Linked DNA regions of Homo sapiens: region 2 is linked to region 1. The links are chromatin loops, found by intact Hi-C in ENCODE. Cell type or tissue: PC-3. All regions are shown on one strand. Links, peaks and the distances in the headings refer to the core of each region. The heading gives the core; the rest is flanking DNA. Region 1 overlaps GIGYF2 (GRB10 interacting GYF protein 2). Region 2 overlaps EFHD1 (EF-hand domain family member D1).

The links. Hi-C counts contacts between places; a loop is a spot of excess contacts. Peaks named below come from ENCODE experiments on the same cell type or tissue, not always from the same donor. Only the 100,000 strongest peaks of a DNase experiment are listed, where the experiment ranks them.
Region 2: a loop joins it to region 1, with 6 times the contacts of the local background. A loop is called at or near these places in 1 of 110 quality-filtered maps.

What each region holds. Positions count from the first base shown.
Region 1 is chr2:232,739,726-232,752,422 of GRCh38, reverse strand. It overlaps GIGYF2 (GRB10 interacting GYF protein 2), which reads right to left. Exons shown (of 29, transcript NM_001103146.3): 4 at 4,679-4,808; 5 at 3,341-3,436. Among named protein-coding and RNA genes, the nearest start is that of KCNJ13, 30 kb to the left of the region's middle. In PC-3, for the core only: no CTCF peak of the experiment used is centred there; a DNase peak (open chromatin) is centred at 7,232; H3K27ac peaks cover 497 bases.
Region 2 is chr2:232,657,453-232,659,952 of GRCh38, reverse strand. The region is part of intron 1 of EFHD1 (EF-hand domain family member D1); the gene reads right to left. Among named protein-coding and RNA genes, the nearest start is that of EFHD1, 25 kb to the right of the region's middle. In PC-3, for the core only: a CTCF peak has its summit at 1,529; no DNase peak of the experiment used is centred there.

The DNA of each region.
Region 1 (12,697 bases), core at 6,103-8,602:
AGGAGAATGAGTATGTCAGTATACTTTAAAAATACGTATTTCAGGTAACTTCAGCAAACAAGACATGCAGCAAGAAGCCTGCTTTAAGTTATTAAAGTATTTACCTCCCTAGAAGTACCAAAAGAAAAGGTATACAAAACTCTAGTCTAGGAAGATCTAGTCAATACTAATCTCTGAAGGGGTACCTGATCATTCAAAGGACAAACATCAAATTTTTTATGAATTTTTTGCCAGCTTTAAGCACTGTCCTATTCCAACATATTTGGTAAATGATAAAGGCTACCAAATATGCATCAGGAAATCCCAAATGGTGCATTTTAAATGCCTTCAAAACGGATCTGATGATCTTCTGTGGCCACAGTGAAAACCTCCCAATCCTTGCATCAAGACGCTGTGATCACAGAATACAGACCTTAAGATAAATATTTCTATCATAAGAACAAAATTAAACATATTCCTTTAGTTGTTCTAGAACTAATTTTGGTGTATAGGTGTAGTGCATACCTAATTTTACTCTTCTCTAAATTGTTAACCAACTATTACTGGTTAACTGCAGTTAACCAACAGATCCCAAGCAACATTTGCAAAATAATGTTTGATTTTCCAAACGATTTGTGTACTTACTACACACTAATTTCTTTAAAATGTTACAAGATGTTTCTGGGTAATTCAATTATTCATTCTGTTGAATAAAAGTCTACCACATTTTGGTAACTAGTAGCATGTCCTCTTCCCTCTTCTGATATATTTAGTCTCTAAGAAATCTAGGAAATCATTTAAAGAAACATAAAAAGGAATTTTTAAAAATAATATATAAATAGCTAAAAATTAAAAGAATAATCACAAAAGAATAAAACTGGTATATGAAGCTCATAAAATTAGCCTTTTTATTTAAAATCATAATGTGGCCAGGCATGGTGGTTCACGCCTGTAATCCCAGAACTTCGGGAGGCCAAGGCAGGAGGATTCACTTGAGCTCAGGAAGTTTGAGACCAGCCTGACCAACATGGTGAAACCCTGTCTCTACTAAAAATACAAAAATTAGCCAGGCGTGTTGGTATACGCCTGTAATCCCAGCTACTCAGGAGGCTGAAACACAAGAATCCCTTGAACCCAGGAGGCAGATGTTGCAGTGAGCCGAGACTGTGACACTGCACTACAGCCTGAGTGACTGAGCAAGACTCAGTCTCAAAGAGACAAAGAAAAAGAAATAAATAAAATCATAAATGCAATTTTAACATTTAGAAAACTTACTGGGCACAGCTATGGTCAATGACTTTAAAATATGAGGAGCCAGACCAGGCATGGTGGATCATGCCTGTAAGCCCAGCACTTTGAGAGGCTGAGGTAGGAGAATCGCTTGAGGCCAGGAGTTCAACACCAGCCTAGATAACAGAGCGAGATCCTGTCTCTACAAAAAACGAAACTAGCCAAATGCAGTGGCATGCACCTGTACTCCCAGCTATGCAGGAGGCTGAGACAGGAGAATCCCTTGAGCCCAGAAGTTCAAGGTTGTAGTGAGCTATGATCATGCCGCTGTACTACAGCCTGGGTGACAGAGTGAGACCCTCACTATACTCCAGCCTGGATGACAGAGTGAGAACCTAGCTCAAAATAGAAAATCTAAATAAGTAAACAAAAAATACACACACACACAAACATACACACACACACACACACACACACACACAGAGCTCATATAAATAGCATAAATCAACAAGGAAAAGATGAATATCCCAAAAGAAAAATTGGCAAAGGCAAGAAAAAAATTAACAGAAATATAAATGATGAATAAACATCTGAAAAACAACTGTTTACTGCTACAGGCAAAGAAATGCAAACAAAAACGATGGGAAAAAATTTTTCCAAATCTTCAGGGAAGTCTTTCAATAAAAATACTTGATGTTGGAAGTACAGAACCGTATCACTTGTATTAAAAGGCGGAAAATATATTTCCATATTTACTTGGAAAAATACATAAGAAATTGCTAACACTTGCGGCCTCTGGGAAAGGGAGCAGCTGGCATGGAAAGGATTAAAATATTAGTTGAATTGCAGGATTCTTTTTTACCCTAATTCCTAGGGCTCAGTTTTTACCCCTCTGCCAGGAAGACCTTTGGCTACAGCCATGTCCAAGGTGCATTTTCCTCTGTGTATCACACTTCTGCATTTTTGTACCAAGTGTACAGAAGGTATTCAAGTAAAGGACATATGCCAACATTTTGTTTCTTTTTTTTTTTTAATGGAGTCTCACTCTTTGCCCAGGCTGGAGTGCAGTGATGCAATCTCAGCTCACTGCAATCTCTGTCTCCCGAGTTCAAGCGATTCTCCTGCCTCAGCCTCCCAAGTAGCTGGGATTACAACCGTGTGTCACCATGCTCGGCTAATTTTTTTATTTTTAGTAGAGATAGGGTTTCACCATGTTGGCCAGGCTAGTCTCGAACTCCTGACCTCAGGTGATCCGCCCACCTCGGCCTCCCAAAGCGCTGGGATTACAGGTGTGAGTCATGCGTCTGGCCCCAACATTTTTGTCGTTCAAAATTTCATAGTTTAAAACCCTCTTGAAAAATTCTCTTTCCAATGCCCAGGATTTTAATATTTCATAGAGTATTTGAAAAGATTTTTATTACTTCTTGCTTTACCTTTTCCTTAAGAGTCAAAAAGATGTATTTTTGGCTCCCTGGATTCTCTTCTTCCCGTATGGATGCCCATAAAGTAACATTCAAGCTTTCCAACAAGGCTTATTTTTCCATTTTTCTACAGTTATCATAAGTTCCTTGAAATCAGAAACTCTTTTATTTTCTTTGCACAGAACAAAATACACTATAAACAGGAACAACACTAAATTCGCTACTTTCCAGCCCACAAGTTTTACTTTCTCACATCACTCTCTCTCTCACACACACACAGACACACACACACACACATTGGTGACAGAAGAGTTTTGAATGCATTTTGAACTGAAGATCTACATTTTTCCCTTAGTGGTAAAATGCACCGGTAAGAATTCAGGTTGGCAATTACTTCTGAAAATCTGTTTATTTGCAAAGATGATTTTCTCCCCTCCCCAAGAATCACTCTTCCTCTCTACTTGAGTAAGTTTTAAAGGATGGTTCCCAATGTCCTTAAGGATCTACAAACGTTTCCAAATAATACTCAAAAGCTACAGATACTACAGCAAAATCTAGTCAACTAATAAGCATCAACATACCAAGAAATAGAAGAAAGCAGACCTATGAGGATGCAGGATAATCCTTAGAGCATAAATAGTAACTTCCTATTTTCATGCCTTAGCAGGAAAAGAATAAGAGTTTGCTGGGGCTCAGAGCTAATCACAAACCTGTTCTTCTTCTGTAAAGGGTACCAGAGCCAATGGTGGAAGGGGTTCCTCCTGGAGGATAGGCAGAAATTCTTTATCCAGAAGGTCTGAAGGTATCTGTAGGACCAAACACATGATTATGAGATTAATGCTATTTCTGCAATAAGAAGAAATACAAGAAGATAAATCCAAGAAAGAATACTCTTCTATTTATTGTTGATTATTATAAATACAGATTAATGCTTATTCAGCCATAATTGACTTCTATAGTCCTTATACATTTTGAGAGAGTCAATATTAAAAACCCCAGTCAATACTCCCCAGCTTCTCAAGTGATTGCCACTTTTGGATTTAGCACTAACTCTGCTATACCAGAGCACAAAGTAGAGGAATAAAAGTCTCTACATTAAATGCAAAGCAGAAGATGATAAGGAGAGTTTTATAAGCAACTGTATGTGTCCTTAGCAACCATCATTAAAATCTGAAATTCTCGATCACTGAAAAACAAAGTATACTGGAGGTGGGGCATTGTGGCTCACGCCTGTAATCCCAGCACTTTTGGAGGCCAAGGCAGGCAGATCACTTGAGGGCAGAAGTTGGAGACCAGCCTGGCCAACATGGTGAAATCCCATCTCTACCAAAAATACAAAAAAATTAGCCAAGCGTGGGAACGCATATCTATAATCCCAGCTACTCAGGAGGCTGAGGCACAAGAATCACCTGAACCTGGGTTGCAGAGGTTGCAGTGAGATGAGATCACGCCACTGCACTCCAGCCTGGGTGACTGAGCCAGACTCTGTCTCAAAAAAAAAGTATATTGGGAAAAAATACAAAATATTATTTCTTACTAGTCAGTGAGTAAGATAAAAGTCATAACAAAAGTATATTTTACACTGTTTCAGTTTTGATCTAAGTGACACAAATGTAGTGTTACATTTTAAGGTTTTGTCTCCACTGAAAATTTTATATAGCCGAAGGTGCTCCTCCTGTTGGCTCTTTATTTTTAAGTGGCAAGTAGGATAAGAGGTACAATAAAGAGAAAGGAAAAATTCTTCATTTCTTAGCCACTGAACTAGGATACAAATAGACATGAAAGGGGGGTTAAGAGGAAGTTAGCTAGAGAAGGCAGTAAGTGCTGACTACTCTCCTGTTTCCATGAAGCTGCCTAAAATATAGTGTGTGATAACACTTAGAAGATCCTCTGTTAACTATTGCAGGCTTCAAAGCAGGGAAACAGTTAAGGTGGAAAGGCATGGGTCAATACATTAGTAAAATAAATCAGTTTTCATGTATCAGTACATCATGGTATATATCCCAAAGTCTCATTCACAATTTTGAACTCTTTTCCTACTTTCTTACCTTGTTGTCTTTAAGGAAAAGTGCTAACATTTCTTCTCTGCCGTAACGATAATCTGCTAATTTATACTTCGGCAATGCTGGAGAAAGAGGAGGGGATGTAATACTCCCACCACTGGACAGAGCTCGGAGCCTAGAATAGAAAAGACAGAGAATATGTCAAACATTCTGGTGCTACAGACTTTTTATACTATACACTGTCAAAAAAAATTCATTTTAGTTCTTTAGAAGAGCAAAAAGAAATCCTACTATCTCAAAGTATCAGACTTTAGCTTTAATACAATCTTTTGTCATGGCACGCTAAAAGGGCAGTTTATTGAGAGATAACTAGACAACCATGTGGCAATTCCTTAACTTAAAAGGCATCACGGCTATGTCCCCCAGAAGCTTAGAGAATGAAAAAGGGACACATTTTTCCAAATTTTAAAAGGCGCATATGATTAAAACAAAAGTGAGATACTACCTTACACTCACTAGATTCATAAAACTTAATAAGTCTGATAATACCAGGTGTTGGTAAGGATGTAAAACAATGGAAACTTTCAAGTAGTGTTTGTGGTATTATAAACTGAAATAATCACTTCAAAGAATGATTTGATAATAGCTAATTATTTAATTATCTATTTGGCAATTTGGTAATAGCTAAAATATTTAATAAAGTATGCTATACAAAAGAAAAATCAAAACACAGCCTATAGTAATGATAATTTTTATATAAAATGCATAAACCTGCAGCTAGGTTTATACTGTTTCAAGACATACAAACTGCAGCAAAAGCATAGAAACAAACATGAAATTGACAAATACAACATTTAGAATAAGGTTATATCTGCAAAAGATTAAGATTATAAAGGCAGCTTTAATTGTACCTACAATGTTTTATTTTTGTAGCTTGCCAATGAATACATGGGTGTTTATCACAATTTATATTTTTATATGCCTGAAATATTTCACAACGTTTTTAATAAAAGCAATTAATGGTCAGTGTAGAGAATCTGAAAATGCAGTAAAGTACAAAGAGAAATTGAAAACTACATGTACTGCTAAGAAGACAAATAAAAAATATACTCCAAACTGATAAGAAAAGTTGCCTCTAAAGAACAGAACTTGGGGAAAAGGGACTATTTTGTTTAATTTTAAAATAATATATTTTTATGGGGAAAAAGGGAAGAAAACTTCAGCAAAAAATGGCGAGTAAGATTCTACTGTAGCACTGTGTCAGACAGCAAGTGGAAAAACTAACATCAGGAGTAGCTGATATCAAGCATGAAAGGGACCAAGCTACTTTAATTCTAGTTTAGACTAAGGAAAAATTCAATAGAAGCATTGAAATATGTGCCCAAAACTGCTAAGCTTTATTCACAAAGCAAAAAAGAAGGGAATAATCTACTAAATTATGACACATTAAATATTAATATGAAGGCCAAGTAAAACACAGTAAATATGTGCACATTATTAAAAATAGCGTATGCATAGTAAACAGTAAAATGTGTTTACAAGAATAAAGTAATATTTAAAGAAAAAATATGCATTAGTAAAGTGAGACTGTTGGGGTGGGATTTTTTTTTTTTACTTATTGTGGAAAATTTTTTGTATTTTCATAAATGCACCAAAAAGCAGATGACAAACTCCCGTGTAATTTTTGTATTTTCTGTAGAGACAGGGTCTCACTATATTGCCCAACCTAGTCTCAAACTCTGGGCCTCAAGCAATCCTCCCACCTTGGCCTCTCGAAGTGCTGAGATTACAGGCATGAGCCACCATGCCTGACCCAAAACATTTTTTTAAAGTCTGGGTTTTGCTGATTTTATCCATGATATAATTAAACATTTTTCTGTCTTTTGCATTTCATGTAAACTGGTGACTGAGTATAGAGATTTTGAGATTTTCATCAATTTGGGTTCTTTTTTGGCAATACTTCGTATGTAGTGGTATGTTATTCCATCAAGAGGCACACATTGTGATGACGTGTTTGTGATACTTGCAGTAATTTATGATCAATGCTTGGTTCCCTAAGTTCACTAAGGTTGTAAGTGATTATATTCTTTCATTCCTCCCTTATGTATTAGCTGGAATACTTCTGCAAAGATAAATTTTCCTCTTATACTACCTGGTATAGTTACCAAATAATACTGCTTAATACAAGAAAGGAGGGAAAAAGCCTTAATTCTTATTTGTTTTCAAAATAACGACTAGGTTCACTTGCACCTTCCAACAGTGTCCAACAGTAACACATTATTTTATTAATATATTTCAATTCACAGCAATTATTAACAGTGTTCAAACTGTCTCATCTTTGAAGAGTGGGAGACTCTTCAGGTTGGCTCCTGGGTCCTTTTGACATGACCCTAGCAGTCTTCAACAGCTTCTTTTCTATCTGGTATGTCAGAATGTTCCAGGTTCATCTTGTATTTTTCTTGCCTCAGACCTGAAATCAATCATTTCCAGGGAGCCCTGGATTCACTTTCATTTATAGAAATACCACAACCTGGGTTCTGGGACTGCTCACTGCTACTCTGTTTCCTTTGCAAATATTCTTGGGCTTGGAGGTCATTTAGTTCAACCCCCATAAAACAAGTTAAACAACCAGGTAAGCAAACAACATACCCACAAAGGAATGGTCCAATCACTCCTTCCAAGAAGAAAGGAACTACCCCAGTACCTTCCAAGAAACTGCTTTTTATTAGATTCCTGTAAAGTTGGGCTCTTTACTGAAGAAGTGGAATTAATATCCACTGAACACTGAAGCTGAAAATTTCACACGTGAACTAGCTCATTTAATCTAATTTAACCTTCACAACAACCCAAACATAACAGATAAAAATAAAGCTGAAGGGTTAAACAACTTGTCCACAGTCACGGGCAGCAGAACAAAGATTCAAACCTAGGTTTTTATTACTAAAAAGACCACAATTGACCGGTTGCAGGTTAGCTCACACTTGTAATCCCAACACTTGGGAAGCTAAGGAGTGTGGATCACTTCAGTACAAGAGTTCAAGACCAGCCTGGGCAACACGATGAAACCCCATCTTGACAAAAAATACAAAAATTAGCCAGGTATGGTGGCTCATGCCTCTGGTCCCAGCTACTCAGGAGGCTGAGGTGGGAGGACTGCTCGAGCCTGGGAGGTCAAGGCTGCAGTGAACAGCCACTGCACTCCAGCCTAGGTGACAAAGCAAGACCCTGTCTCAAAAAAAAAAAGAAAGAAAGAAAGAAAGAAAAAAAAACACAATCTTTCCAACAATTAGGTCTCAAAATCCTATTTAAAATAGCCAGTTTAAAATATACATATATTTTATTAGAACTTGTTTTAAAATATCTTCCTTAACACCAAACCAACATGTTTCCCAACAGTTTCTACCACTGGAGTACACATCTAAGCACTCTTTCAAATGAAAATCATTCTGGTATTGGCAAATAATCACCATGTCTCCCCAAAGACTCCTTCTCATGGCCTAACATTCCTAATTTCTTCAATTGCTGCTCACAATAAGATTTCAAATGTATTCACCACCCTGTCCCTTCCAATGGATCACCAATGGTTTTCCAATGCCCAAGACTAAACATTTCTTATAGTCACCAGATTTATTAAGAGTAACACAGGCCAGGTGCAGTAGCCCATGCTTGTAATCCCAGCACTTTGGGAGGTTGAGGCAGGTGGATCACTTGAGACCAGGAGTTTGAGACCAGTCCAGGCAACACAGTGAGATCCTGTCTCTCCAAAAATAAAAAAAATTAGCAGAGCATGGTGGTGCACGCCTGTAGTCCCAGCTATTTGGAAGGCTGAGGTGGGAAGATCGCTTGAGCCTCAGGAGGTAGAGGCTGCAGTGAGCCATGATCGCAACACTGCATTCCACCTTGGCTGAGAGTGAGACTCTGTCTCCAAAAAATAAAAAATACAAAAATAACACAATAACACAATCAGAGATTTCCTTCAGGTGCTATGAAAAGAAACTGAGGCAAACTGGCAGTAACTCAAACTAAAAGACAGTTGCCTGAGTTAGGATAATGGCTGTACTATGATTCAATAATCGACAAATTCAATTCCAAGTCCCTCTTCACCTGCAGATACTTAGAAAAGCTAAAACATATTTGGGTAATATTCTTCACTAAAAATCCACCTGAGAACTCATGAACACAAAGAAGGGAATGATAGACACTGGGGTCTACTTGGGGGTGGAAGGCAGGAGGAGGGAGAGGAGCACGAAAAACCACTGGGTACTCGGTGTAACACTTGGGTGATGAAATAATCTGTACAACAAACCCCCATTGACACAAGTTTACCTACATAACCTTCACATGTACCCCCGAACCTAAAAGTTAAAAAAATCCACATATGATCTTTATCTCCTCCATACAACCCTCTCTTCTAGAAATTTAATCCCTATGTGCTTTCGTCTGTCTCTAAACATATCTCCTCATTTGTTTAAAACTTTTGATACAGCCATTTCCCTTCTAGCTATGCACTGTTCATCTTTCCTCTTCATCTAGAAACATCTCTACTTCCTCGCTTCTCAGTCACTTCAAAACGCAGTGTGCCTGGTTTCTCCTGCCACTCCACTAGCTCCTGCACTGTTCATCAATAACCTCAACACTGCCAATTCTACCATGGGTAGTAAATAAGTGGCAGCAGCAGGCCCCCCAAAGCCCCATGATACTCCCAAAATCTTCGCTTGGTAAGTGTTGTCCAAAATCCAAACTTCAGCTTATGAAAGCAATTTGGATAGTCAATAAACAATGTGTGAAGGTGTGGGAGTCAAAAGGCACTTCTATGTAAGCTTGTGATTCTCAAGTCCAGCTGTGACCTCTCCTATAGTCAGGCTTTCATACACAACCATGTAAAGCCCATCAGGTTCAATATGCCCAAAACCCTAACCCTACTCATCAACTTATTCATCCAACCCATTCACTGCCCATATTCTCAAACATAGTTAAGGACATCCCAATCTAATCAGCCACTGGATTAAAAATCTGGGATTCATACTTTACTCCTCACCTTCTACCATCTCTCATACCCAATTACCATGTCCTATTAGTTTTAAATCCTCAGTCTCTCAAGTCTTCCCCTGATCCAACTAACCTAATTTTTATTCACACTTTTATTTCCCACCTGGACTGCTGCAAATGCATCCTGAACGATTTTACTAGTCTTAATCTCCTACGTTACTAAGAACTATTTATTTATTTATTTATTTTTGAGACAGAGGCTCACTCTGTTACCCAGGCTGGAGTGCAGTGGCACTATCTCAGCTCAGCTCAGCTCACTGCAACCTCCACCTCCCAGGTTTAAGCAGTTCTCCTGCCTCAGCCTCCTGCGTAGTTGGGATTACAGGCACACGCCACCACACCTGGCTAATTTTTGTATTTTTAGTAGAGATGGGGTTTCCCCATATTTGTCAGGCTGGTCTTGAACTCCTGACCTCAGGTGATCCACCCGCCTCAGTCTCCCAAAGTGTTGGGATTATAGGGGTGAGCCACTGCGCCCAGCCCCAATTCTTTTTTCACTGGCACACAATGACCAATAAAACCCAAGCCTTGTTAACAGAAGGGCTGCCTCCAAGCTCTTATCTCCCACACTTCACATAATAAAGGTAAACATTATGCATCATGAAGTTCCTCTCTTAAATCAGTTCCTTGCCTTATGTTCACACACGTCCTTTCTGCTATCAGGAATATTCTTCCTAATCTTTTTCACCAACAGGGTAGAGAGAGGTGCTAGGAAGGAGATGTTAAGTGGGAAGGAGAAAGGAAGAATAAGGAGAGCTGGAAAGAGAGTCGGAGGAAGGGAGGGAAAAAGAGAATTTGAGATCCTCAAGGCCTTGCTAAACACAAGTTCCTGTCCAGCCTTCATGAAACTAAGAGGCTAGTAGAAGAATATAATAAAGTCATATAAGTGGACATAGAGATATTGAAGGATTTTAGAGAAGTCTTGATCTAATTTACATTTTAAGATTACTCTGCCTGCTGTGAGGAAAACAAATAGAAGACAAAAATGGAAGCCAGGGGCCAGGCACAGTGGCTCACATCTGTAATCCCAACACTGTAGGAGGCCAAGGAGGGCAGATCACTTGAGGTCAGGAATTCAAGACCAGCCTGGCCAATATGGTAAAGCTCCATCTCTACTAAAAAATACAAGTATTAGTCAGGCGTGGTGATGCATGCCTATAGTCCCAGCTACTTGGGAGCCTGAAGCAGGAGAATCGCTTGAACTCAGGAAGCAGAAGTTGCAGTGAGCCGAGATCACACCACTGCACCGCAGCTTGGGTGACAGAGTGAGATTCCATTTCAAACAAAAAAAAAGAAAAAAAAAAAAGGAAGCCAGGAAACATCAGTAGGCCACTGGTGCAAAAATTTATGTTAGAAATGGTGGCAACTTTCACTAAGGTGATAGCAATAGAGATTCAGAGAAATGAACAGATTCCAGAGATACTGTAGAGATAAAATTGACATGTTGTGACAGACCCGATATAGGAACAGAGAAGTAAAAGGAATTATCAAAGATAACTCTGAGACTGCTAGCTTGAGCAAACAGGCACATATACTATTAAGATGAAATAAATATAAAGGCAAAACTAACGAGATCAGTTTTGGAAAAGTATAGAGTATGAGATGCTTATAAGACATCTAAGTGGAAAAATCAGATAGGCAGCTGAATATCCCGTGCTTGCATTATAATTCCTTTACAGCATTATGACAAAGTGAAATTATTTAGTGTCAGCTTCCCCATTAAAGAGTAGGTACCATGTATTTTTATCCTTATTGCCTTAGCACCTAACCCAAGACATAAAACACAGCAAGCATTTGATAAAATGTTTTCTGAACAAATATTTGCTTCCAAAATACACCCCTCAAAAACATCTAATTTACTACTCCTTCAGTTTACATAGAAATATTTTACCCTTTCTGAAAACTGGAAATATTAACACATCTCATCCTCCAGAACTTCTCTCCTTTTTCACATAATCCCATAATTATCGATAGGAAGCTATCAATCTCAGGTTTGCATTCTCTTACCCGTCTCCCATAAGACCCTAATGGCTTCATTCAACATTCATTTATTAACTAAATTAGTTAACTAAATATTAATGCCAATGTCCAGTACACTAAGCTCAACAATGGGCTTACCAAAAGAGAGAAATACAGTGCATTTCTTAATGGAATTAGCTCTTCTTGGGCAAGGCGCAAATATATATACAGATACACCACAAGGCCATAACTATTTTAACAAATGTATAAATAAAATACTTTGGGGAAGAAAACAAGTACTTCCCTCTTCTTTGCAAGGAAAGACCTGGGAAAACTTCCTTAAGACCAAGGAGATGAGACAGAGGAAACTCCCAAAGGAGCTTTCTTGGCTCCTTCCCAGAAAGCCAGGTAATGTCTATAATTATTCTCCCTATAATAAAGTCCTTATCTAGACTTATCTGGGTAGTCTTCTTTTTGTTTTTTGTTTCTAAAGACGGGTTCTCACTATGTTGTCCCAGGTTGGTCTCAAATGCCTAGGCCCGAGCAATCCTCCAGCCTCAGACTCTCAGTAGCTGGGACTACAGGTGCATGCCACCACACTCGACTGAATAGATTTTTGATCCTCAAAAGTGTTTTAAATCACCAAATATTCGTTCGTTTGCTTGAAACAGAGTAGCACTTTGTCACTCAGGATGGAGTGCAGTGACATGATCTCAGCTCACTGCAACCTCCACCTCCCGTGTTCAAGTAATTCTCCTGCCTCAGCCTCCCCAGTAGCCAAGATTACAGGCACACACCACCATGCCCAGCTAATTTTTGTAATTTTTTTTTTTTTTTTTTTTTTAGCAGAGATGGGGTTTCACCATGTTGGCCAGACTGGTCTCAAACTCTTGACCTCAAGTGATCCACCCGCCTCGGCCTCCCAAAGTGCTGGGATTACAGGCATGTGCCACCGCGCCCGGCCTAAATATTTGTTTTTTAAATATCTTGAAGATACATTTGCATATACGATAGAAACCAAAACGTTAGCAAAGCTACTTTGGGTGGTAGGATTAG
Region 2 (2,500 bases), core at 1-2,500, 86 kb after region 1:
GACCTGGTTGTTCAAAAGTGTGCAGCACTTCCCCGCTTGCTCTGTCTTGCTCCTGTTCCGGCCATGTGAAGTACTGCTCCCCCTTCACCTTCTGCCATGGTTGTAAGTTTCCTGAGGCCTCCCCAGAAGCCAAGCACACGCTGCCATGCTTCCGGTACAGCCTGCAGAACTGTGCATGAGCCAATTAAGCCACTTTTCTTATAAATTAGTTAGTCTCAGGTTTTTCTTTATTGCTGTTTGAGAACTGACTCATCCACTCATTACCCGTCTGCATTCTCCCCAACACAGCCTCAGTAACAAAAACCCACCATTATTGAGAACAACCACTACCTGCCAAGAAATGTAGCCTGTGGGCACCTAGGAATCTAGTGCTGTGGACTGGCAGTAGTTAAGGCTCCCAAGGTCAGGCTGGAGAGGAGGCCCAGGAATCCCTGACAGGCTCCCTTCCAGCCACAGTGGCCAACTTGTGCCATTCCTCTCACCCAGCCACCCCCTCCCTGCCCTCCTCTATGGTCCTCCTGTGCCCAGGAGCTCAGGGAGCCACCTGCTTCCCCCACAGCTCTCCAATAGCACCCACTGTCCATCCTTCTCCGGGACTTAGCATTCACCACCTTCCTCTGGTGGGTGCTTCTATTTTTATTTCTTGTGTTTTTTTTTTTCTCAGTGCCCTCACTTTAACAGTATGCTGGCTACTTCTTACTCAAGCAGCTCTGTGCTCAGTGCAGCCTCCTTGCTGGCAGAGCTACATTGCAAAGCACTAAAGGACACAGACAAGATCGCTGGGTGGCTGTTGGTGAGCTTTGAGGAACCGTGAAGGATGAGACAGGTGTTCCAGATCTGGAAACAAGCAAGGTGCTTCTGGGTTTCCCAGAAGTGGGCAGAGTATGTGAATCACAGATGCACCAGCCCAGGATCTAGTGTTGCCAGAGGACGGTTTGTGAGCACTTTAAGAAGGGAAGCAACAATTTCCATGGGTTCACTGAAAATGACTTGAGGATGGACCTCACTTCCCTGTTTTCTAAGTTTTTTTTAAAAAACAGCTTTACTGAGATATAATTAACATACCATAAAATTCACTGTACAGTGCATTAATTTTTAGTATATTCAGGTTGTGCCAACATCATTACCATGTAATTCCAGAACGTTTGCCTCACCCTAAAAAGAAACTGATACCCATTAGCAGTCATTCCCCACTCTCCCCTTGCCACCCCTATCCCCCAGCAACTACTAGCCTTTCTGTCTGTATGGATTTGCCTCTTGTGGACATTTTGTAGCCCAACAATATTCCACTGTATCAATATACCACACTTCGTTTCTTCACTCATCAGGTGATGGACATTTTGTTGTTTCCACCTTTTGGCTCTTATGAATAGTGTTGCTTTGAACGTTCATATACAAGTGTTTGGACATATATTTCCATTTTTTCGTGTATATACCCAAGATTGGATGCTGGGTCACATGCTTATTTAGTTGTGAAACGTTACTGTCAAGTTGATCTAACAGAAAACCACAGCTGACCTGATGTTACCACTCAGGGTGAGCAACGCCCTCTAGCAGGCAGGCTCTTATGGGGAAGAGAAGTATGGATACAATTAGGCGGACTGGCTGTTAGTTAAAGCCACCTGGAAAGGGTGCTGACTCTCAGATTCGCTGGTGACACAAAGTTGGGGCAGAATCTAGGCCCAAAAGATCTCAGCAAGCTGGTGTGATGTCCACAGATAAAATATAGCAAAGAAAAATGCAAGGTCCTGGCTGGGTGCAGTGGCTCATGCCTATAATCCCAGCACTTTGTGAGGCCGAGGTGGGTGGATCATCTGAGGTCAGGAGTTCGAGACCAGCCTGACCAACATGGTGAAACCCCGTCTCTACTAAAAATACAAAAAAATTAGCCAGGCATGGTGGCGCATGCCTGTAATCTCAGCTACTCAGGAGGCTGAGGCAGAAGAATCTGTTGAACCTGGGAGGCAGAGGTTGCAGTGAGCCGAGATCGCACCACTGCACTCCAGCCTGAGTGACAGAGTGAAACTCAGTCTCAAAAAAAAAAAAAAAAAAAGAAAAGAAAGAAAAATGCAAGGTCCTAAACAAAGAATTACCATAGGATCCAATGGAGTCTGGACACTAGTATTCTTTTTTTTTTTTTGAGATGGAGTTTCATTCTTGTTGCCCAGGCTGGAGTGCAGTGGTGCGATCTCAGCTCACTGCAACCTCCACCTCCCGGGTTCAAGTGATTCTCCTGCCTCAGGCCTCCCGAGTAGCTGGGATTACAGGCGCCCACCACCATGGCCGGCTAATTTTTTGTATTTTTAGTAGAGACAGGGTTTCATCATGTTGGCCAGGTGGGTCTCGAACTCCTGACCTCAGGTGATCCGCCTGCCTCGGTCTCCCAAAATGCAGGGATTACAGGCGTGAGCCACCATGCCTGGCTGACACTAGTATTCTTAGCAGCATTATTCACAGTCACCAAAAGGTAGAAACAACTCAAATGCCCATTGACAAAATG